Linked DNA regions of Homo sapiens: regions 2 and 3 are each linked to region 1. The links are chromatin loops, found by intact Hi-C in ENCODE. Cell type or tissue: A673. All regions are shown on one strand.

Region 1 (8,000 bases):
TACTGTGAGCTGTCTGTTTACTCTGCTTTTCATTTTGCTGTACGAAAGCTCTTTATTTAATTAGGTCTCACTTGTCAATTTTTGGCTTTGTTGCAGTTGCTTTTGAGGACTTAGTCATAAGTTCTTTGCCAATCCTGTTATCTACAATGTTATTTTCTAGGTTTTCTTTTATGATTTTTATAGCTTGAGATTTTACATTTAAATCTTTAATCCCATCTTGAGTTAGTTTTTCTATATGGTGAAAAGTAGGGGGACAGTTTCATTCTTCTGCATATGACTATCCAGTTATCTCAGCACCATTTATTACATATGGAGTTCTTTCCTTATTGCTTATTTTTGTTGACTTTGTCAAAGGTCAGATGGCTGTAGGTGTGCAGCTTGTTTCTGGGTTCACTTTTCAGATCTATTATTCTGTCTGTCTGTTTTTGTACCAATATCATGCTGTTTTGATTACTGTAGCCATGTAGTGTAGTTTGAAGTCAGGTAGTGTGATGCCTCTGGCTTTGTTCTTTTTGCTTAGCATTGCTTTGGCTATTCAGGCTCTCTTTTGGTTCAATATGAGTTTTAGAATAATTTTTTATAATTCTGTGAAAAAAGACATTGATAGTTTGAAGGAATAGTGTTGAATCTGCAGATTACTTTGAGCAGTATGGACGTTTTAATGACATTAATTCTTTCAGTCTATGAGCATGGAATGTTTTTCCATTTGTGTCATCTCTGATTTTTTTCAGCAGTGTTTTGTAGTTCTCCTTGTAGAGATATTTTATATCCTTAGTTGGTTGTATTCCTAGGTACTTTTTTGTGTGGGTGGGTATTGTAAGTGAGATTATGTCCTTGATTTGGCTCTCAGCTTGAACCTCTTTGGTGTATAGAAATGGTACTGATTTTTATATGCTGATTTTGTGTCCTGAAACTTTACTAAAGTTGTTTATCTGGTCTAGGAGCCTTTGGCAGAGGCTTTAGGGTTTTCTAGGCATAGAATCATATTGTCTGCAAAACTGAGATAGTTTGACTTGCTCTTTTCCTATTGATGCGTTTTATTCTTTCTCTTGCCTGATTGCTCTGGCTAGGACTTCCAACACTATGTTGAATAGGGTTGGTAACAGGATCCTTGTCTTGTTCCAGTTCTCATGGGGAATACTTCCAGCTTTTGCCCAGTCAGAATGATGTTGACTGTAGATTTTTTATAGATGACTCTTATTTTTTTGATGTATGTTCCTTCAAGGGCTTATTTGTTGAGGTTTTATAATGAAGGGAGGTTGGATTTTATCAAAAGCCTTTTATACTTCTATTAAGATGATCATACAGTTTTGGTTTTTAATTCTGGTTTTGTGGTGAATCACATTTATTTAGTTTTGTGTGTTGAACCAACTGGCATCTCAGGAATAAAGCCTACTTGATTGTGGTGACTTAACTTTTTGATATGCTGCTGGATTTCATTTGGCAGTTTTTTTTCTTTTTTTGAGGATTTTTGTGTCTATGTTTATCAGGGATATTGGCCTGTAGTTTCTTCTTCTTTTTTTTTTTTTTTTTAAGACAAAGTCTCACTCTGTCGCCAAGGTTGGAGTGCAGTGGCGCAATTTCAGCTCACTGCAACCTCCGCCTCCTGGGTTCAAGGGATTCTCCTGCCTCAGCCTCCTGAGTAGCTGGGACTACAGGCTAGTTTTCTTTTTACATTGTGCCTTTATCAGTTTATGGTATCAGGGTGATACTAGCTTCATAGTATGAGTTAGGCAGGAGCCCATCCTCCTCCATTTTTTGAAATAGTTTCAATAGAATTAGTACGAGCTCTTCTCTGTACATGTAGTAAAATTCAGCTGTGAATCCATCTGATCCAGAGCTTTTTTGTATGTAGGTTTTTTTGACTAATTCAATTTTGTAACTGGGTATTGGTATGTTCAATGTTTCAATTTCTTCCTGATTCACTGTTGGGGCTTGTGTGTTTCCAGGAATTTATCCATTTCTTCTAGAGTTTCTAGTTTGTGTGCATAGAGGTGTTCATAATATTCTCTGAGAATCTTTTGTGTTTCTGTGGAATTGGTTGTAATATCACCTTTGTTGTTTCAAATTGCACTTTTTTGGATCTTCTCTTTTATTTGTTAATCTAGCTAGCAGTCTATCTGTCTTGTTTCGTCTTTCAGAGAGCCAACTTTTGGGTTCATTGATGCTTTGTATGGATTTTGGGGTCTGAATTTCATTCAATTCTGCTCTTATTTTAATAATTTCTTTTCTTCTGCTAGCTTTGGAGTTAGTTTATTCTTAGTTTTCTAGTTCCTCTAGATGTGATACCAAACTGTAAATTTGAGATCTTCCTAACTTCTTGAAGTAGATGTTTAGAGCTATAAATTTTCCTGTCAACACTGTTTTTGCTTCATCCAAGAGATTTTGCTATGTTGTGTTGACTGTTCGTTTCTTTCAAAGAATTTTTTACTTTCTGCCTTAAATTCATTGTTTACCCAAAAATTGTTCAGAGAAAAGTAGTTTAATTTCCAAGTAATTGTGTGGTTTTCAGATACCTTCTTGGTTTTGATTTTATTTGTATTCCACTGTGGTCAGAGCATATGGTGGGTATGATTTCTATTTTTTCTAATCTGTTGAGACTTGCTTTATGGCTGAGCACTATTGTGTGGTGGGCTAAGGCTTTTCATAGATATAGGAGTATTTGTATTATTAATGTGGGTGCTCCGATGTTGGGTGCACATATACTTAGGATTATTAAATCTTCTTGTTGAATTGAACCTTTCATCATTATATAATGTCCTTCTTTTTCCTATTTTATTATTGCTGGCTTAAAGTCTGTTTTATCTGATATAAAAATAGCAATGATATAAAAATAGCAACCCCTGTTCTTTTTTGTTTTCCATTTTCATGATAGATCTTTCTTTCTCCAGTTCTTTACTTTGAGCCTGTAAGTGTCATTTCCTGTGAGAGGGGTCTCTGGAAGACAGGAGACAGACTTTTTAATCCAGTTTACCACTCTCTGTGTCTTCTTAGTGAAGCATTTAGACTATTTTCACTCAAGGTTAATATTGTCATGTGTGGTTTTAATCCTATGGTGAAATTATTAACTGGTTGCTTTGTAGTTCCTGTTATATAATTGCTCTATAGGGTCTGTGAACTATAGACTTACATGTATTTTTGTGGTAGCAGGTATTGTTATTTTGTTTCCATTTTTAAAATTCCCTTAAGGACCTCTTTTAAGCCTGGTCTAATGGAGATACATTCTCTTAGCGTTTTTTTATTGTTGGGGGTGTCTGGAAAACATTGTATTTTTACTTTGCTTATAAAGCTTAGTTTGATGGGATATGGAATTCTTGGTTGAAATTTCTTTCCCTTAAGGATGCTGAAAATAGGCCCCCAATCTCTTCTGGCTTGTAATATTTCAGCTGAGACATATGCTTTTAAATTGATGGGATTCCATTTGTGCATGGTCTGAACTTTTTCTCTAGCTGCCTTTAAGATTTTTTCTTTAGCATTGTCCTTGGGCAGTTTAATGACTATATGCCTTGATGATGTTCTTTTTGTATGGTATCTCACAGGTGTTCTCTGGATTTCTTGTTCCTGGGTGTCTACCTCTTTAAAAATACTAGGGACACTCTTTGTACTATTGCTTCAAATATGTTTTCCAGATTGTTTACTTTTTCTCCTCCTCTCTCAGGAATGCCAGTAATTTATAAATTTGTTTGCTTTACATAATCCCATATTTTTCAGACTTTGTTCATTAAAATTTTTTTTCTTTATTTTAGTCTGACTTGATTAATTCAAAAGACTAGTCTTCTAGCTCTGTAATTCTTTTTCTGTTTGGTGTAGTATATTGATAAAACCTTCAATTGTATTTTGAAATTCTTTAATTGAATTTTTCAATCCTGGAAGCTCTGACTGATTTTCTTTAAAGATGTTTATCTCCTTCTTCATTTCCTGGATTTCTTCAGAAATTTCTTTTTCTTTTTCTTTTTTTTTTTTTTTTTGGCTTTCATCCTTGTCTTGAATCTTGTTGAGCCTCCTTGCAATCCAAGCTTTGCATTCTTAATCCGTCATTTCTGAGTGTCTGTTTTAGTCAGGGACCATTGCTGGAGATCTAGTGTGATCCTTTGGTGGAGTCACAATATTCAGATTTTTCATGGTATGAGAAAAGTTGCACTGGTTCTTTCTCATCTGGAGACACTGGCACTTCTAATTTTTGTAATTATTAATATTTTCATGTGAATAGGATTTTCCCCTTTCTTTCCCTATTATATATATATATATGTTTTTTTTTTTAATTTTTCTTTGTTTTTCTCCCTAGTGGGTGTAACTGTAAAGAATGTTGGCTAGGGTCTTTTGGCTTTGCTTCATTTTTTTGTTTTTGTTTTTGTTTTTGAGACAAAGTTTCACACTTGTTGCCCAGGCTGGAGTGCAAATGGCGCAATCTCAGCTTACTGAAACCTCTGCCTCCAGGGTTCAAGCAATCCTCCTGCCTCAGCCTCCCAAGTAGGTGGGATTACAGGTGCCTGCCACTACACCTGACTAATTTTTTGTATTTTTAGTAGAGACAGGATTTCACCATGTTGGCCAGGCTAGTCTCGAACTCCTGACCTCAGGTGATCCACCAGCCTGGCCTTGGCTTTGCTTCTATAGCCCTATGCACTTCTGTCAGCTGGTTTTATGTTGGACTGTGTGGTTCTACCTACAGGCCAGTAGATGGCACTTATGGGTAAAAGTCAGCTCTGGCCAACGTGAACGGGTATATATTTCAACCTTGTTTACTGGGAGGTCTCTGATGCTGCAGGCAATGGGCTGAACTGTTTAGTGCACAGTGGTCTTAGCTCCCTACTCACCACCACATGAGGGAACCAAGAGAGTAGGGCCTGGACTGGGCAGGCTCACCTACAGCCACTCAATGGCAGGTACTAGCACCAGCACCTAATGCGTGGCCACCTAGCGCCCAGAGGTATGTCTAGGCATGGAGCTTGGTAACCTGCTTGGCCCTAAGTTCTCTGCATGGGGAGGGGTGACGGCCCGAACTCCTAATCCAGTAGAGTGGATGCACCTGGAGATCTTCCTGGGCATGTAGCATAGGGGGCCGTACTGCACCACAGTCTCTCCACAGAAAGTGTGGGGCAACTCAGGCCACTGACCCAGGCAAGGGGGTACTTCAGATGCCTGGAGATATGCCTAAGCATGGAGTGGAGAGGGTCCTGTTACATCACAATCTATGCACAGGAGGGGTGGGAGACTCAGGCTGCTGGTCCATGATAGGAAGTGCTCTGATTGTCTGGAGATCTGCCTGCATGCGTGGAACAGAAGAGGCCCTGCTACACTCTAATCTATGTACGTTAAGGTGAGATGGCTCAGGCTACTAGTCCAGGAGAGTAGGTGCTCTGAATACCTGGAGTTCTGCCTGGATGTGTAGCAGAGAGGGCCCTGCTACACCCTAATCTATCCACAGGAAAGGTAGGGTGGCTAAGGTTGCTGATCCAGGCAACAGGGTGCTCCATCTGCATGGAGATTTGCCTGGGCATGAAGTGGAGAGAATCCTGCTACAAGCCAATTTATGCACAGGAAAGGTGGGGTGGCTCAGGCTGGTAATCCAGAAGAGCAGGTGTTCTCAATGGCCAGAAATCTGCCAGGGTATGGAGCAGAGAGGACCCCACTGCATCCCAGTCTATGCACAGGAAGGGTGGGGCAGCTCAGCCTACTGATCCAGGAGAGTGGGTGCTCTGACTGCCTAGGCATGGAGCAGAGAGGTCTCTGCTGCACCACAATCTAGGCACAGAGAGGGTGGGATGACTCAGGATGCAAATTCATGTAAGTGGGTGCTCCAAATGCCTGGAAATCTGCCTAGGCATGGAGCAGAGAGTGTCCCCTGCACCATGATCTCAGGTGAGCAGGATGGAGCTCCCAGCAAGGTCACACACAGGCCATTTCCAGGTGGCCAAGCTAGGCCTGGCTACAAGTCTCATTGCTCAAGAGAAACTGTCGCTGTAGCAGCTTCCCTCTCACCCTAGAACTACACACGGGGAGCACAATTCCAGCACCTACAACTGGGGCACTGTCCACACGCACCATTCAATTCTGGCTATGGAGGCCTCTACTCAGCACCAGAGCAAGCTCTGCAATCTCTGATCCAAGACTATAATGCCTGCATGGCCATGCTGCTGGGTTGTCAAAGAATTACTGACTTTGTATGCACCTGGATTAAAAATGGCATCCTGCTCTCCATCCTGAGTCTGGGAAAATGCCTGCAGGAATTCCTGGTATCTTTTCCTCTCAATGTCCCCAAGCCTCACCCCAAGCTAGTCCCAAGGCTTGGGAGAAACAAAATGCTCTTTCTTGTCCTGGGTTGCATGGATCCCCATTGGAAAAGTGACTCACAGAGGGAGGCTCTCTGCCCACCCCCTGTTCTGGGTCTTCACTCACTTTTATTTACCAAATGCCTTCCCAGGGGCTGCTTGCCCACCTTCTCCTCCCTGGGGTCTGGGACGTCCTTCACTGTCTTAATGGGTTCCCGTTTTCCCTTTTGAATTAAAATTCATGCATTTGAATTAAAATGTATGATTTTGCTGTTTCCAAGTGGCTAAGACACACTGCAAGCTTCTAATCCGCTGTCTTGGAAGAAAAATAATGCATTTTCTGATGACGTAAATACAAAAGTGCTAAGTTCTTACATTTATTAAATGAGTGTAGAAATAAGATCTGGTGGCTGCATTCACTTTGTCTTCTGACTACCAGTTAATTCAATATTTAAAATTCATTCTTTGGTTTTCATAAAATTACCTATTTTTTTTCTTGGCTCAAAACCTAACTATATGTCTCTTTCTTTCCAGTCCAGTTTGTCAAATTTCCTTCCTCTAGCTGTCCATTATACATACTCTGTGATTCTGCCCTGTGTTTCCTTATCTTCTCATCCAAGTTATTTTTTAAGGCAGTTCTGTTCACTGCCATGGCCTAACAGCCTCCCAATAGGCTAGTCTTTCTCAAATCTTCCTCAAGCCCTAAGACTTCTGCTGAATTTCAGACCTGGATATCTAACTGGCAACCAGCTCTATCCACCTGGATGTTTACGTGGGCATCTCTGGTTCATCATGTCTAAAACCAAGCTATCATCAACCCTTCAAACAGTTATCTATCCAGTCACTCACACCAAAAAACCTTTTAAAAATCCAAGATTTCTCTTTCCTACTTATCTTCCAGTCAGCCATCATGCCTATATATTCTTCTTGCCAAATATCTTTTGAATCTGCCCCTCCTTTAGACTCTTATCACCTATACCTTACAGTTCATGTTACCATCAACTTTTGCCTATATTAGTACAAAGCCCTTTCTCTTCTTTTGGTCTTACTCCATTATTCCAAAGTAATCTTTTTAACACCAAAATCTTATCTTCAAAATTCTTTAAATAATAATTCATTTGCATGTCATCTATACAAGGCCTTTTATCATCTAGCTCATGCCTAGCTTCTGACCTTCTCTTCCTGGTCATTATCACCACCTTCCCTCTCCTACCCCCACCTCTTGCATTTTACACTCTATTAAATTTTGAAATACTTGTTGATTACCGAATTCTGCCTTTTTAAAATAGTACAGACCTTTGCATGTGCAATACAAGGGCATCTCCCCAGTGTGCGTGCTTCACTGCCCTCAGCCATCCAACCCTCAGCTTATATGCTGTCCTCTCTGTGAAGTCTCATCTGCCTCTCTCAAATAAACTTTAGTGCTTCTTTTATTATTTGTTCATGGCAATTTTTAAATATTTCGATTAGAGTTATTTTACTCTTCCATTTAAATTTGTTTGGATGTATTTAATTGTTTTACTAAAAAGTTGTAAGAATTGCCTAGAATAGTTCACGTCAGACACAGAGAATATTCAACAGATGTTGGCTGAATTTAGACCAGCACCTAAACTAGTTCCTTTCAGGTCATTGGGACTCAATATTCACATTTTAAAGAAAAGATTTTAGAGTATTCTCAACTGGGAGCAATTTTATTTTTTCATTTCTTTAGAATTTCGGATCAATGTA
Region 2 (8,000 bases), 560 kb after region 1:
TCAATGTAACTGAATACTCTGACCTTTTGATATTTCTGAGGCACTAGCAAAATATTTTCTAGTCACATCCTTGGCTTTCTTTTCAGACTAGGTATTCCTAACAGTGAATATCCTATTTTAACATGTTTTGGAATCTGAATAGGTTGATAATTTCTCAAATATCAAGTTATGAATATGTTTTGCTCAACAATTATTCCCTAAATCTCTCTCTCTCCTCTCACGTTACTACAAACAGCAAGAAAAAGCCAGAGTGCACCTTCAACACTTTTGTTGCTTACAAATCACCTTAGCTAAAATCTAAGTTCATTGTTTACAAGTTTTGCTTTCCACATAACCACAGGGTACAATTCAGCTAAGTTTTCTGCCACTGTGTAAGAAGGGTCCCCTTTCCTTCAGTTTATAATAAAAATTCTTTATATCCATCTGAGCCCTCAATGGCAGTTCCTTCAATGTCTATACCTAACCAATGCTCGCTTATGATAATTTAGGAATATTCAGAGGTGATTTAGATTTTCTCTCTACCATGCTCTTCACTTTCTTCTAAGTCCTCAATAATAGAGTCACCAATAACCATATTTCTACTGAAAGTCTATTTAAGGCAATCTAGGCTTTTTCTATCATGCTCCTAAAAATTCATCCAGCATCTGCCCATTGCCCAGTTCCAAAGCCACTTCCATATTTTTTAGGTATTTCTTACACCAGCACCACACTTCCATGCAGGAAAATTTGTATTCGTTTCCTATTGCTGCTCAAACAAATCACCACAAACTTAGTGACTTAAATCAACACAAATCTATTATCTCACAGTTCTGGAGATCAGAAGTCCAAAATGAGTCTCATTGGTCTAAAATCAAGGTATCAGTAGCACTACATTCCTTCTGGAGGCTGTAAGAGAAAACTCATTTTCTTGCCTTTTTCAGCATCTAAAAACTGCCTGCAGTCCTTGGCTTGTGGCCCACTATCACCTTTAAAGCCACCAGTGGCCAGACTAGTTTTTCTCATATCACATCACTCTACACTGACTATTCTGCTTCCTTCTCCCCATTTCAAAAGATTCTTCTGATTACACAGGGCTCACCCAGATAACCTATGATAGCCTCCTAATCTTAAAGTCAGCTGATGAGCAAACTTAACTTCCCCTTGCTGTATAACGTAACCTATTGTTTGGTTCCAAGAATTAAGACATGAACATCTATGCAGGACCATTATTCTGCCCACCATAATATATATTTCCATAATGATAAATTTTCAATTCTGCTCTATTAGTATAGCCTACCATGTAACCTGGTTCCTGCTTTCCTCATATACTTTATTTCATATCACATGCCCTATGTTTCTACTTCTCTAGACTTCCTCCACGTTCTCAAATGCACATTCATCCCATGCTCAGAACCTTGCTCACACACTAGTCCCTTTGCCTATCCCCATAGCTTCTCTTCTTTGGACTACTCTTACATATCCTTCAACTATCAGCTTAAATGACTATTCTTCAAAGATGGTTTCCCTGAGCCTGAGACTCCCCTAACTAAAATATAGATTCCCATTATATCTTCAGTTTTTCTTCATATAATTTATCTTAATGGTGATTAGGTCTGTAACTATGTAATTGTTCAACGGCTATTTTTAAGACACTATGAAATCAAAGTTAAGTTCTAACGTCTTCATTTGTTATGTGCCTAACACCTAGCAGTATGCTAGTTTCCCAAAAATAACTTATTTGAAAGAATGAAAGTAACTCGCTTAATTGTCATAACAATGATCATTTTATAATTGAGGGTACTGGAGCTTAGAGAAATTAAGTAACTTCACCACAGTAAAACAACTAATGAAATTCCACCTCAGTCTATCTTGTTTCTAAGTGCATCTCTTAAACACTGTGTTATTCCACACTATTTGGGCACCAACAGCCATCACTTCAAAGTCCACAGATGCTCACCAACCATCATACTGAAGACAAATTAGTGCCACCTCGATTTCCTCAATGCAGTTACCTTTGCCTACTAAAGTCCATGGTCTATTACCAAATGCCTATTTCACTCTGCGTAACACTGGCATAAGAGGAGACGTACGACCTTTTTTTCCCTTTAAAACCTTAAAGTTTTTTACAAATAACTACTAAGCTTATTTTCAACTTAACAACTTGTAAAAAAAACATGCTTTGATTTTATCCACTTCTCTTCTATGGATTAATGAGATTATAAAATCTGTTAACACTTCAGAAGAAATTGTATTAAACCAACAGAGGAAATTATCTACTTTGGGAACCTGGCCAGATTAATTGTTAAAATCAAAGATCTAAAAATCATGCTAACATTGCTAGAAAGTCCTAGAATGGTGCTTCTGTATACTCTCATTCCTGATCCCTCATGTACAGAGAGGAAAAAAACATTATTATGATCATTATCTTGGGGAATACTTCCTAGATTTTAGAAAGTAGAACCCTTTATAACCTTTCATAGGTCTTTTTATTGTCTACATTCACTCCTCTAATTTTTAAAAGCATAATAAGTGTATTTTTGTGGCTGCAAGTCAGATTATAGCTAGAAATGACTAGAAAATTGCCTGGATTCCTTTTTTGAAAATTATGGTAATTGGCAAAGATCAAAAGCCATATTTATTAAGGTGTAATCTAATTTAGCATCTTATTACTTGAATTTCCAAAACAACTATAAATCAAATTTCAACAACAACAAAACCATTTTAGTGATACTATAGTTGCTATTATTATTTTTAAAACATATGACTTTAAAATATATTTCCATTTGTTTTTATTAGGTATAGATAATAATAAATTTACGAGTTTCAAAAGGTATTGAATTGCATGCATCTCAAAATCCACTAAGGAGAAAAACTGGCACAAGGAAAAGCAATATTAAATGAGCAAAAATCACTGGGAAAGTATATGTTGAGATTTCTTTATTTTAAAGCTAAAAGACAGAAGAAGATGGTTACATTACTGCAGGAAAAATTTGATGGTCCAAAAATCTCTTCCATCTATTTAGAACATATCTGATAGCACAAAGAAACTTATATGATAGGTTCATATGAAACCTGAGAGCATCTCACGGATTTTGTAATTTGTTACTATTCCTGCTATGACTATGTATAGTGTATATGTATATACCGTACAAAATATCTGCAGCACCCTCAACTCACTGTAAATAGAATCTATAAAATCTTCAGTCTGTATATTTTTTTCTCTCTAAAGCCAAAGGAAATCTCAATGAAGCAGCAAGACTCGGAACTGACTTCTTAACAAGTTTCCAAATGCTATTAGCAAAGACCTTGCCAAGGTAATGCGAAATTCCATGCATGGCCAAAGGGCCACCTTTTGTCAATTTCATAATCCGAATCTTAGAATAAAAGAAATCACAAGAGCATAATCAATACATCAGTAATATATGCCTACTGAGAACATGGCATGCAGGAAATACTTGCTGATTGATTGGTTATATTAAATAAAGTCCATAATTTGGCAGAAAATGAAATTTTACACCTTCAAATCTCATAAACCATATTTGTTAGGCATTTACTCTGTCTAAATATTGAGCTCGGCATCAACAAGGAAGGAAAAACAACCAATTCATCAATGTACATGGATATCTAGTTACTATGGACAATTCAAACAAAACATTTTATATGCCTTATGTATTTTGAACACCTACCTTGAAGAATTTGACAATTTAAATAAAAATGAATAACTAAACATTTTTAATTAACCAGGAAAAGTTATCGATTCCTGAGACTATTTCCTAAAAATGGTTTAATTTTCTAGCATCAGAATATAAAATGCACAGTCCTGAAGGTTTCTATTTGTGACAGATCAGACACTCTTCAGAGGAAACTAGGTAGAATACTAATAAAATTTAAAGGAGCTTTGTAAATTTTAAGAGCACTACAATACCATTTGTTTATTAGGAGCTTTAGATTCCATAAAGCTTTCCAGTTACTCGAATTGGCAGTCCTGAAATAACTTTGTTTCCAGTTCATAGGGATTAAAAATCAGAGATAAAAACAACACAATACAAAACAACAACAACAAAAAAAAAAAAACAGAAGGTTAACCCTACTGACACTTCTATTCAACTGTGTGAAATTCTGCTGACAATGTAGCCTTATCTTCTTTATTATATTTGGTCATTGTTTTTAAAGGATTCAATATCCAAGCCCCACCCTCTTATAAAAGACCCTTAAGTGAATAAAACATTACCATAAATATTTGTTACAATAAAAAATTAACTTAAACATAAAATTTAAACAATAATTTTTAAGCCAGAAAATTGCATTTTAATTTTTTATAAGAGCAAACTTGTTTTAAGTAAATGTAACACATGTGAATTTCCTCCTTTCCCAACTCTAAGCTTTGGTTTTAGTGTCCATGGTGACACATACTGGCTATATCAGGCAACAACACCACTACAGAAACACTCAAGTTTTATTTTATTTCTATTTCTTGGTAGCATATTTTCCGAAGTGGTTTCCTTTTGCATATCCAACTCTTTAGTAATTATGAATTGCACTTTCAAAGCCATGGCACCAAAATAACAACAACAACAACAAAAATCTGGGTGAGGTAGGGCAAGAAGCTTTAGTCCATTAGATATGTTAAACCAAACTCCATTCTCTTTTGCCTTCATGTATTCTTCACCATACATGAATCTAGTCTGTCTGTACACGTTTAGCTACCTTTTAGAAGCTCTTATTACGGCAACTTTCCACAAACAAGCAATCCTCAAAAGCTCTAATCAAAGTTGAAGGTTTGCTGCATTGGAATTTGCTTCTGACTGCACAACACATTTAAATATAATTTGAGATGTAGACATTTGTGCCCAGCCAATATCCATTGACTTCAAAAAAAAGTTGTAAAATCGTAAGTACACAATTAATGATAATATGAGATACACTTCTAGATTAACATTTACTTGAAATCTTTCCAAAATACTTTTGAGACCATTATTCCCTTTCTCTTGTTATTGGTGGATGAAGGAAGAATGAGGGTCTTTCAAAGATAAATTTTGCCTCAAATATACTGCGACTGTGATATGCAGTAAGTAAAAATATTCAGAGGCATTAATTTTTCCAGAAAGCTACCCCCATAAAACAATTCCTCCAAGCAGGGCACCATCGTACCTGAAACTTTCAGAGATCAGTGTCTTAACTAAGATTAAGCTATCCTTTTTCCTACCTAAATCAATTTCACCCAAACGAGGCGTTTGTGTTATAATTCATTGTTCCCCAGATTCTAAAATCAACCATCTGCCATAGGAGTTTCTGCTCAGTAATTAAGGGACTATCCATTAGAACTGGCAAGAGTACAAAGTACGAAGGAGAAGGGTGAGGCAGGGGAGAAAAAACCACTTAAAAGAGATAGGGATATGTGTCTCACACTGGCCCTTCTACACCTCAGCTAAAGTACTGTCATCCATGAGGCAATACAAAGTTAGGACAAGCGGCAAGAGCAACTCCTGCCGGGGTTATCGGAACTGAAATCACAGTGGGGATGCAGCACGCCGGGCATACCTTGAAAGAGAAAGGCTTTCGTCCCATTATGCAGCCCCGGGACCTGACGCACTCCGGTCGTGGACTCCCCAAGTTCTAACTCTGTTAAGACGTCAATCTGTAGGGAAGGGTCCACACCAAGCCCCCAAACTGGTGAGGGGTATGAGGTGGGAGAGAGAAAAAGGAAAAGCTCCATCAAAATGCAAGTCTCTTCCTCCAGGGCAGCAAAGAACCGCGTTTTCGCGACAATATTGGGAACTGAAGATGAGAGGCGACTGCCTCCTCCTCCGCCGAGAGCCTTACCTGAGATCAGCAGCCAAGCTTTAAATAGCGGAGCACCCAGTCCCGTTTCCATGACCTCCTTTAAACCCTTCTCTCTGCAAAGTTCCCCCTCAGCCCTCCGACCCTGGACTAGGGGCGTGATCCGCCTCGCGGTCTCCAAGGCAAGCACAGAAAAAAAAAAAATCCATATCCAAACCCGCCCCCTTACTCCAAGCTTCCCACTCCAGACCTACTTTGGGTCCGGGAAAAGCGAGGCTTCCCCAGCCAGCCCATGCTGCCCCGAGGCGGGAGCCATCCCTTTCCCCAGCCCCAGCTCTGCGGCCACTCACCTGCTCCGAGACCGAAGATCAAACAGAATGTTCTCAGTAAGACCCGAGACTCCATGGTGCGGATCAGCTCAGTCCATCGTCTCCCTCTTTAAAAATAAAAATAAAAATCGAAGAGGTTCTTGGAATCAAGCGGGAAAATAACGTTTGTCTCTCCTGCTGCTGCCTCGGATTTACTGATCAGTAGGATTAATACGCTTTGGTTGCCTAAGAAAGAAAAGGGAGGCCTCCCCAGGCGCGTGAAGAACTTAGACCCTCCAATGCGCACATCATTCCCACACGCAGGGCCGAGGCGGCAGCGCGGCCCGGAGGGGGCCCGGAGGGAGGGGTCGGACTCGCCCCGGCGCGGCTCCGTCGGGGAATTAGCTCCCGAGCCGAATAAAAGCAGCCAAAGACTCGCACACCCGGTAGAAGGGGGGCGGCCCCAAGAAAGCCCGGGCTGGGGCGGCCCCGCACCCCCCCGTCTTCCCCGCCGCCCGAACCTGTTGTAAAGGCAGAGACAATGGAGAAAGCTCCGGGAGACGCGCGGAGAGACTGCTCCTCCGGGGAGGGAGGGGCGGGCCGGGGGAGGCGGGGTAAGGAGGAGGGAGGGGCCGCCGAGGGCGAGGCCGGCGCTCAGCGTCGGTCTCCCGCACGGTCTCCTGGATGCCAAACCCGGTCTAGGGAGCCCAGGAGCCGTTGCAGCCTCAGCTCTTCTCCCTCCCTCTCTCGATGACCCGGGCAATGCCAACCTCCTTTCGGGATTGAAAGCTCTAAATCCAAGGTGCTAAGTTGATGGGCGGTCTTTGCTCTCACCCCTCGATTTCGGGCGCGTGTCTTGAAAGACAGGAGAGAAAAAAGACCACCCAGCTGCAGGAGGCAAGGCTGGAGCGAGTAGCGCTCGCCTGCCCTTTAAGCAAAGGAGGGAAGCCCATGTGCACTCGTGCACTGGGCTCCGGAGCAGCCCCGGGGTGCAGGGCACTCCCCCTCCAGGGCGTGCGGAGGAAGGCCACCAAAACACGCTGCACTGCCGAGGTGGAGCTGGGCAAAGTAGGTAGAGACTGGTGGGGACGGATGGCGAGCCTGGGAAGCCCCGGGTGTCCTGGTGGAGAGGTTCCCTGCCGGGGGCGGGGCGCTGGAGAGCTTCCCCGGCGCGGAGAGCTTCCCGGGCGCGGAGAGCGCAGAGAACTTGGCCAGGAGGTGCTGGACAGCTCCGGAACCCGCGCGCCCCCTGCCAAATAAAGCGTGGAGACCCGGACTCGGGCTCTCTGGGACCAGCATACAGCAGAAGGCAAGGGGAACTGAGCCAGGGCGTCTGTTCACGCCGAAATATCTACCTACATAGAGGAGATGGTTAGAGAGAGAGAGAGAGAGAGAAATAAATAAATACGTAAATAAGCAGAGGGAGGAGATGGAGCCCAGGCGAGAGAGAAGAGCCATCCCACTGTTGACCACACTCATGCAGGCTCTACCTGCCCTTCACCACATATGTCCGGGACCATAAAAGTGGTGTCCTTTGAGATCCATTTTTCAGCAGGCACATGTATGTTCAAGATCAATGGTACATAATATTTTTTGAACATAGCCCTAAAATTTTTAGGTAAATTTTGAGGAATGGCATTCCACTTTCATTTTGGAAAAGTTAAGAGTTTAAAAAACCATTATGGTATTAATCTGTACAAAGATCAATTGGGTTTCTTAACCTTCCATGCAAACATGTGGGTACTGAATTCTCCAACTGGATACTAACAGCTACAGTTACCAAAATGCCTACTGGGTAGTCTGAGCCCCCTGCAAGGCAGGAGTATAATATACATTTTATCTATAGATATATAGTTATAGATATTATCATATAGTGGAATACATATACTATATTATACTATAGGGAAAGAGGTATTTTTAGATCTGCCCTTA
Region 3 (8,000 bases), 570 kb after region 1:
TTATACTTCATCAAAATTAAAAACTTCTAGCTTTTTGAAAGATACCATCAAGAAAATTAAAAGTCAAGCAATAAAATAGGACAAAATATTAAAGGACTTGTATTCAGATTATATAAATAACTCTTATAATTCAGTAGGACCAAAAAATTCAATTAAAAAAGATAGGCAAAATATTTATTTTTTGCACTTTTTTAAAATTAATACATAATAGATGTACATAGTTTTGAGGTATATGAGATAATTTAATACACTCATATAATTTGTAAAGATCAAATAAGTGTATTGGAATATCCATCATCTTAAATATTTGCATTTTCTTTATGTTAGAACCATCCAAATTATTCTCTTCTAGCTATTTTGAAATGTGCAATAGATTATTGTAAACTATAGTCACCCTACTGATCTATGTTAACACTAAGTCTTATTTCTTGTGTCCAATCATATATTTGTACCATTAATCAACTTCTCTTCATCCTCCCCTCCCCGCTAAACTTCCCAGCCTCTGATAAGCAACAATATAATCTCTGTCTTTATGAGATCTATTTTTTTTTAGCTCCCATATATGAGTGACAACATGCGATATTAATCTTTTTGTGTTTGGCTGATTCTACTTCACATAATTACCTCCTATTTACTGAATATTATTGCATGTGTACATATACTACCTTTTCTTCATCCATTCATCCAGTGATAGACACTTAGTTTGATTCGTAGTTTGGCTACTGTGAATAGTGCTGAATGAGCATGGGAGTGCGTATGCCTTTTTGATATATTGATTTCCTTTCTCTTGGATAAATAGCCAGTAGTGGAATTGCTGTATCATATGGCAGCTCTTTTTTAGTTTTTGTTTGTTTGTTTGCTTGTTTTAGCAATGAGATTTCACTATATTCCACCGGCTGGTCTCGAACTCCTGGGCTTAAGCGAACTTCCTGCCTCGGCCTTCCAAAGTGCTGGGATTACAGGTGTGAGCTACTGCATCTGGCCCTTATTTTTGGTTTTTTGAGAAGCCTCCATACTTTTCTCAAAAGTGGCCGTAGTAATTTACATTTCCACCAAGAGTATACAAGGGTTCCCCTTTCTCCATATCCTCACTAGCATCCATTATTGCCTGTCTTTTTTATAAAAGCCGTTTTAACTGGGGGGAGACACCAATCTCATCAGAATTTTGCATTTATCTGGTGATTAGTGATGTTGAGCATTTTTTTCATATACCTATTGGTCATGTGTGTGTCTTCTTTTGAGAAATGTCTGTTCAGATTTTTACCCATTTTTTAATCAAATTATTTGGGGTTTGGGGGGATTATTGTGTGTGTGTGTGTGTGTGTGTTGTTGTTGTTGTTGTTTTTGTTGTTGTTGTTTTGCTATTGAGTTGTTTGAGCTCCTTATATTCTGGTTATTAATCCCTTGTCAGGTGGGTACTTTGCAAATATTTTCTCCCACTTTGTGGGTTGTCTCTTTCGTTTTGTTGATTGTTTCCTTTGCTGTGCAGAAGATTTTTAGCTTGATGCAATCCCATTTGTCTAATTTTGCTTTGGTTCTCTGTGCTTTTGAGGTCTTACACAAAAACTCTTTGCTGAGACCAATATCCTGGAGCATTGGCCTAATGTTTTCTTCTAGTAGTTTCATAGTTTCAGTATTAGAGTTAAGCCTTTAATCCATTTTGATATGATTTGATTTTTGTGTATGGTGAGAGATAGCAGACTAGTTTCAATCTTCTGCATATGTTTACCCAATTTTCCCAGAACCACTCATTGAAGACTGTCTTTTCCCCATTGTATGTTCTTGGCACCTTTGTTGAAGATGAATTGGCTCAAAATGTGTGAATCTATATCTGGGTCCACTACTTTGTTCCATTGGTCTATGTATCTGTTTTTATGCCAGTATCATGCTGATTTGGTTACTATAGCTTTGTAGCAAATTTTAAAGTCAGGTATTGTGATGCCTTTGGTTTTGTTCTTTCGGCTAAGGATTACTTTAGCTATTTGAGGTCTTTCGTGGTTCTAAATAAATTTAGGATTTTATCTAATTCTGTGATGAATGAACAGTTGGTTTTTTTTTTTTTTTTGAAAGTTAAACTATTTGACAAACCTTCACCTGGACTAAGAAAAAAAGAGAGAAGACCCAAATAAATAAAATCGGAAATGAAAAAGGGGACATAACAAATTAGACAACAGAAATGCAAAGAATGATTAGAGACTATAATGAATAACTGTACATCAACAAACTGTAAAACCTAAAAATAAAGAAAAAAAATTAAAATTAAGAAGCAATATATCAAACTGGGAATGATTAGGTATGATATAAAAAGGAATAGTAAGCGGGATAAAATAATTTTATAGCAAAGGTGGCTTTCCATACAAATCATATTCTTATTCACGTGTCGACAATAGGAAGTATAAGAGATGACCTATTTGGAACATGGGAGGGGATTAGGTTTTAGTCAACATTCTTCGTATTCACCAAAGAATGTTGTGTGAATGTGGAATCATGATACAACTGCCATAAAATAAAAAAAAAATAAATAAATAAATAAGAGAAGTATTGCTTCAAACACAGTTCTAAAAGCAACATAGTAAAAAGAAAGGAGTTTGGAACTTAGGAGCTCTGGGGTCGAGTCCCTGTCCCTGCTTTCCTAAGCCAGACACAAATTCCCTGCACCTGTTATCAGAGTTGCATAATAACTAATGCCTATCTACCCAAGGACTGCTGGGGGTCAAGTCTACATTGCCATGCTGTACATGAATGCCAGTTCTTCCTGTTGTTGTGACCTTAAACTATGCCACATCAGGATTGGCCTATTTTTATCACTCCCTCTTTGTGAGGCCAAATAATGGTAATTTAAATCAGACCATAGGAATAGGCAAGGAAAAGAGAACTGGAAATGTAAATAAGGTTTACCAAACAGCACTGTAAGAGAACTGAAAATGTGAATAAGGTTTACCAAATAGCACTAGTGACCTTTACTGGTTAGAAAAATATATACAGCATTCCGGGCACAGGACTGACTTACTGGCTTATCATATGCATTAGTCTTCAAGAGCCATGAGTCATCAGTTCAAAAGCTTATCCCACCATGCAGCCCTTATTTTTAACTGCCAATAGACAAGCAGAGTGAGCATTGGCTGCTTTTTCAATACACTACGGTACTTAATGTTCATCTGAATAGAATGAAGCATCCACATGGACCCAGCCGGTGAGCTGGCTTCTGGTCCTGTTTAAGGTTTTCTATTAAAAGATAGGGCTTTGCCTATCATTAGGGGACAAGTGACTGTTAACGTGAAAGGCTAAATACCAGAATATTCTTAGTGATATCCAGAAATCGGCTTTACTTATATCAGATTTTTTTCTCTTCAGCCTGTAAACTTAAATCCATAAACAATAAATATAGCAGTCATTAAAAATTCCATTTTCAAAGGGAGATTTTTATTTTATTCTGCCTCTGCTACCGTCAAAAATAATTCTCTTTTTCTAAGGCTATACGTAGTCCACACCTTAAAGAAAATTTATTAAGTTCAGTCCTCAGGATGCAATAATTCAAAATCTTTCCTGACTCATCACATAATTATTGCTAGTGCTCAGCTACTGCCATTAGAATCTTCTTTTTGATGAACATGTAGTTGCTAGATGGAAATCTTAGGCCGGGTTTCCCAAATGCATGTCTTGAGAACAGGGATAAGCTTATGTTAGTATCTAAAAAGGCTGGCAGGGATCCAGATTCAGCATTAGTTCAGCCAAAGTGTCTGTTCACATGTATCATTTAGTCCTCTGACAGGAATAAATGCCCCTAGAGTTCCGTCACTCTGCTAGAGCCTCCCTCTATCTCCAGCTTGACAGTCTTGGCCAAAGGCTGGAGCTGAGAATGCAAACATAAAGAAAGAGCTGCTGAGTGAGCAAGAAAATAAATGTGGGAGTGGCACAGGTGCTGTTCAGGTCATCCTTATCCTTTCCCTATACAGGCTGACTCTTAGTATTCACAGCGCTAAGTACAGGACTTGCCGGGAAGACTGGCCATCATTTAGGATCATATAATAGAAAAGCATGTAAAGTTCTCATTTTGCAAACCACGACACAGACAAGTCAAGTAATTTGTTCAAAATCACGCAACTAATTAATTTCAGAGTAGCTCTTAAGCCTTGTTCTCCAACTTTATTCATTTATTCAAGAGGTATTTGTGGAGGTGACTCCAGAGTTCATTCTCTAAACCCCTTCTCTATAGCTGTCTCCTTTAAAAGTTGTTAGAAAACTTAATCTAGTGAATTCCAGGCTTAGTCAATCACGTCTATGTTTTTTTCAGGTCACCTCCAGTTTAAAACCAGTTCAAAATTTTCTCCCCCCATATCATTGCCCCCAAGGGTTCACACATTTATTTTTCTTTATTTTCTTTATTTTTTTATTTTATTTTATTTTATTTTTTTTGATACAGAGTCTCACTCTGTCACCCAGGCTGGAGTACAATGGTGGCATCTTGGCTCACCGCAATCTCCACCTCCTGGGTTCAAGCGATTCTCTCACCCCAGCCTCCTGAGTAGCTGGGATTACAGGCACCCGCCATCATGCCAGGCTAATTTCTGTATTTCTGTAGAGACAGGGTTTCATCATGTTAGCAAGGCTGGTCTTGAACTCCTGACCTCAGGTGATCCACCCGCCTCGGCATCCCCAAGTTCTAGGACTACAGGCGTAAGCCACCGCACCCAGCAGGGTTCATACATTTCATTATGACTACTAGTAGTGGAAAAGGCACCTTCTCTATCGCTGCCCCTCCAGGTTAAGATATGCTACTGGTGTCCAAATTAACCCCTACTATTTGGTCATCTGCCCCCTTCTGAGGTGTTCTTCACTCAGAGGACACCATACTTGTTCTCCATGCCCTGCCATTATGGCTACAGCTTTTTGAGTTTACTAGGCCTACCAGCTATCCAAATAACAATTTCAAATAGACTGGCACCCAGAAGAGAGGTCTGGACTATACCAGTGATGATACCTAAGGCCATGGGAGCAGATCTTGCTAAAATTATCCACACTCCAATCCCTAGCAGATTCACATGCAATATGCACCTTCTAATAATGTTCTTGTAGTTCTTCTGCAGGATGTCCCCATAAAGGGTCCTCTGCTCTCGGCTCAGAAACTACCACTGCTGGAGCTCGGACCCAATGGGGCCATGTTCCTTACAAGTTAAGATCTTCCATGTTATTGTCATTGTTGTATTATTGAATTTTTGTTCATTCTTAATTTTTAAAGTGATTAGATGTTATTCTCTTTAAATTTTTTCTCTTTATTTGTAACACTGATTTTTTTTCCTCCTGTGGGTCATGATTCTGTATAGAAAAGGGATTTTTCTACCTTTCCCACTAGACTGAAAGCTCTACTGTAAGAACAGAGCTTGAGTCTACCTTAGTCATATGATTAAGGGCCAAGCATGACATCAGGCAGAAAATTGGAGCTCAATGCATGCATATTTGTTTAATCAAGTTGAAATGGAATTTCCTCTCTCTCCTCTTATTTAATTGGGTAGAATATGGTTCCATCCCCTGCCTTGAGAGGATCTCAGAACAATATGTTTTGCTAATTATGCAAATATATTTATCAACTGTATGAGTAAAGTAGCCTATAATTTAAAGACTGAGGACTTGTTTTCAAACACATCACAGTAATGAAATGAGCCTATTCCAACAGTATATTCATGGTGCTATGGTTTCCTTTCTAAGCCTGGTGATTGTTTCACACTGGGCAAGACATCTGGTGAAGTTGAGAGGCTGTCACCCAGCTGAGAGAATATGTGCATGGTTGGGAGTAGAATTTCCTTACATCTTTTTAAAGATATGAGCATTTGAAAATGAAATCATTATGTGAAGATCAATATATGAAGGTGCAAGAGTGAACAGTTTACTGGGATGACTTGAGTAGAGGTAGAAATGCCATCAGAGTGACAGACAGCATCCCAGGCTTCTACTTCCAATTCTGTTACTGTCCAACTGGGCAGGTCAAAGAATCTTCTCCATCACCACCACCATGCTACTAGCATCATGATTATCATAATAATATCTAACCCATATAAAGTGCTTACCAGCTTTCAAGCTCTGTGCTTAAAAGTTTTCATGGATCATTTCCTTTAAACAATCATCAAAAATAGCCCTATAAGGTAAATCTTCTTCTTATCAAACTATTACTGATGAAGAAACCAGGGCTGGGCGCAGTGGCTCATGCCTGTAATCCCAGCACTTTGGGAGGCCGAGGCAGGCAGATCACGAGGTCAGGAGATCAAGACCATTCTGGCTAACATGATGAAACCCCATCTCTACTAAAAATACAAAAACATTAGCCAGGAGTGGTGGTGGGCGCCTGTACTCCCAGCTACTCGGGAGGCTGAGGCAGGAGAATGGCGTGAACCCGGGAGGCGGAGCTTGCAGTGAGCCGAGATCGCACCACTGCACTCCAGGCTGGGCGACAGAGCGAGACTCTGTCTCAAAAAAAAAAAAAAAAAAAAAAGAAACCAAATTCAACATTAGTAAGGAGCACAATTCAACATCAGTAAGGAGCACAATTGAGCTTTGCATTTATTTTAACAATCTGATCCCAAGATCCAAACTATTAAAAAAAATCATAATCCTACAGAGGATGTTATTTAAACTCATTTGGAAATTCACATACCAAAGAAACTGTGATTCACAATACTCTATCAGTCCACATAGTCATTTCCTAGGGCTGCCATAACAAATTTCCACAAACTGGGTGGCTTAACCCAACAGAAATTTATTATCTTACAATTCTGGAGGTTAGAAGTCTGAAATCAGGTAATGGTAGAATCATGCTCCCTGTGAAGCCCCTAGAGAAGGATCCTCACTTGCCTCTTCCTGCCTCTGGCAGACCCAGGAATTTCCTGGTTTGTGGCAGCAGAACTCCAATCTCTGACTCCAACACCCAAATTCTTAATCAGTTCTTTCTATAGAACCCTTTGAGCCTCAGTTTTCTCTCCAATTTTCTCTATCAGATATAAAGTTAATACATCAAGTCATTTTCAATTCTGAAATTTTATTATTCTAAATAAAACATAGCCAAATTAACCCTTAACATATTTAGAAATATATGTATAATCACATAATCATGATTTTGCCAATAATAATTTCACATATAGGATCAGTCCTCACTTAACTAACAAGTGTTAGCATTATTTTAAACACAGCTAAATTAAGTATTTCTGGGATCTGCTTGGTATCTCTTTACCACTCAGAGAGGGTAGAGGGAGAGTTAGTGGCTTCCTCATTGCATATCAGGAGTAACTGCCGAGCAGGCACCTGTTCTGTCTTAAACCAGACTGACTATAGGATTTGATGTTAGCTGTGTTCCTGTGCCCAGTACCGAAGCAAGCATGACGGATGGGGTGCCCCAAGCCTTCTAATTTTGAATGTCCATGTAGCATCCTAAATAATGAGAATAAGAGCTATCACTGAAGAATTTTCTTCCTGCCCTTAGGACAGTATCCAAAATCCTAAACTTGGCCTACAGAAGTGCTTTCCCAAACCATCTGTGGCAACAGACTAATTCTTTTTAAATCCCTAATCCATTGTGAATCAACAGATTAAAGATTTTTAAATTTATGTTTATAAAGTATAATAAAATTAAATTCTAGAAAAATAAACGAAAAAGACATACAAACTCAACAGACCTAAAACTGCATTTCAACACATCTACTTAGAACAAATCTAACAGGAAAAAAATAGAGAAATTCTACACATTGTTCAATGAAAGTTTGTATTTAGGAGATTAAAATGGAGAATTGTTAATTATGCTCATAAGTTTAGTCATCCATAATCATAAAAAACAAAAAGTTATAAAGCAAATAGCAAGTCCCTGTATTAAATTACTTTACACACACTTTGAATGAACATTATGTATATCAATAGTTGAGCTTGTTTTCCTGCTTGTTAACTTATCTAGGTTGGCTTGATGACAATGTTACTCTCAGGGGATAACATACATCTATGTTTTGTTCTATTAACAA

What was found. A loop is a pair of places that touch in the nucleus more often than their neighbours do. Peaks named below come from ENCODE experiments on the same cell type or tissue, not always from the same donor. Only the 100,000 strongest peaks of a DNase experiment are listed, where the experiment ranks them.
Region 2: a loop joins it to region 1, with 5 times the contacts of the local background. A loop is called at or near these places in 2 of 110 quality-filtered maps.
Region 3: it touches region 1 in a loop (5-fold over the local background); 2 of 110 quality-filtered maps call a loop at or near these places.

What each region holds. Positions count from the first base shown.
Region 1 is chr12:44,313,052-44,321,051 of GRCh38, forward strand. All of the region lies in intron 6 of TMEM117 (transmembrane protein 117), which reads left to right. LOC124902922 (a long non-coding RNA gene) reads left to right here. Exons shown (of 2, transcript XR_007063281.1): 1 at 1-8,000. Among named protein-coding and RNA genes, the nearest start is that of TMEM117, 480 kb to the left of the region's middle. In A673, a CTCF peak has its summit at 4,675 (motif pointing right); a DNase peak (open chromatin) is centred at 4,700.
Region 2 is chr12:44,869,705-44,877,704 of GRCh38, forward strand. NELL2 (neural EGFL like 2) reads right to left here and starts at 6,611. Exons shown (of 20, transcript NM_001145108.2): 1 at 6,111-6,611; 2 at 5,521-5,649. The coding sequence starts at 6,165. RefSeq lists enhancers at 6,734-7,235, 7,236-7,735. In A673, CTCF peaks have their summits at 4,419, 4,621 and 7,082; DNase peaks (open chromatin) are centred at 4,387, 5,997, 6,637, 7,027 and 1 weaker place; H3K4me3 peaks cover 6,313 bases; H3K27ac peaks cover 4,932 bases.
Region 3 is chr12:44,886,333-44,894,332 of GRCh38, forward strand. It overlaps a transcript of NELL2 not described here. Among named protein-coding and RNA genes, the nearest start is that of NELL2, 14 kb to the left of the region's middle. In A673, no CTCF peak of the experiment used is centred here; DNase peaks (open chromatin) are centred at 489, 3,079, 3,699 and 5,489; H3K27ac peaks cover 6,825 bases.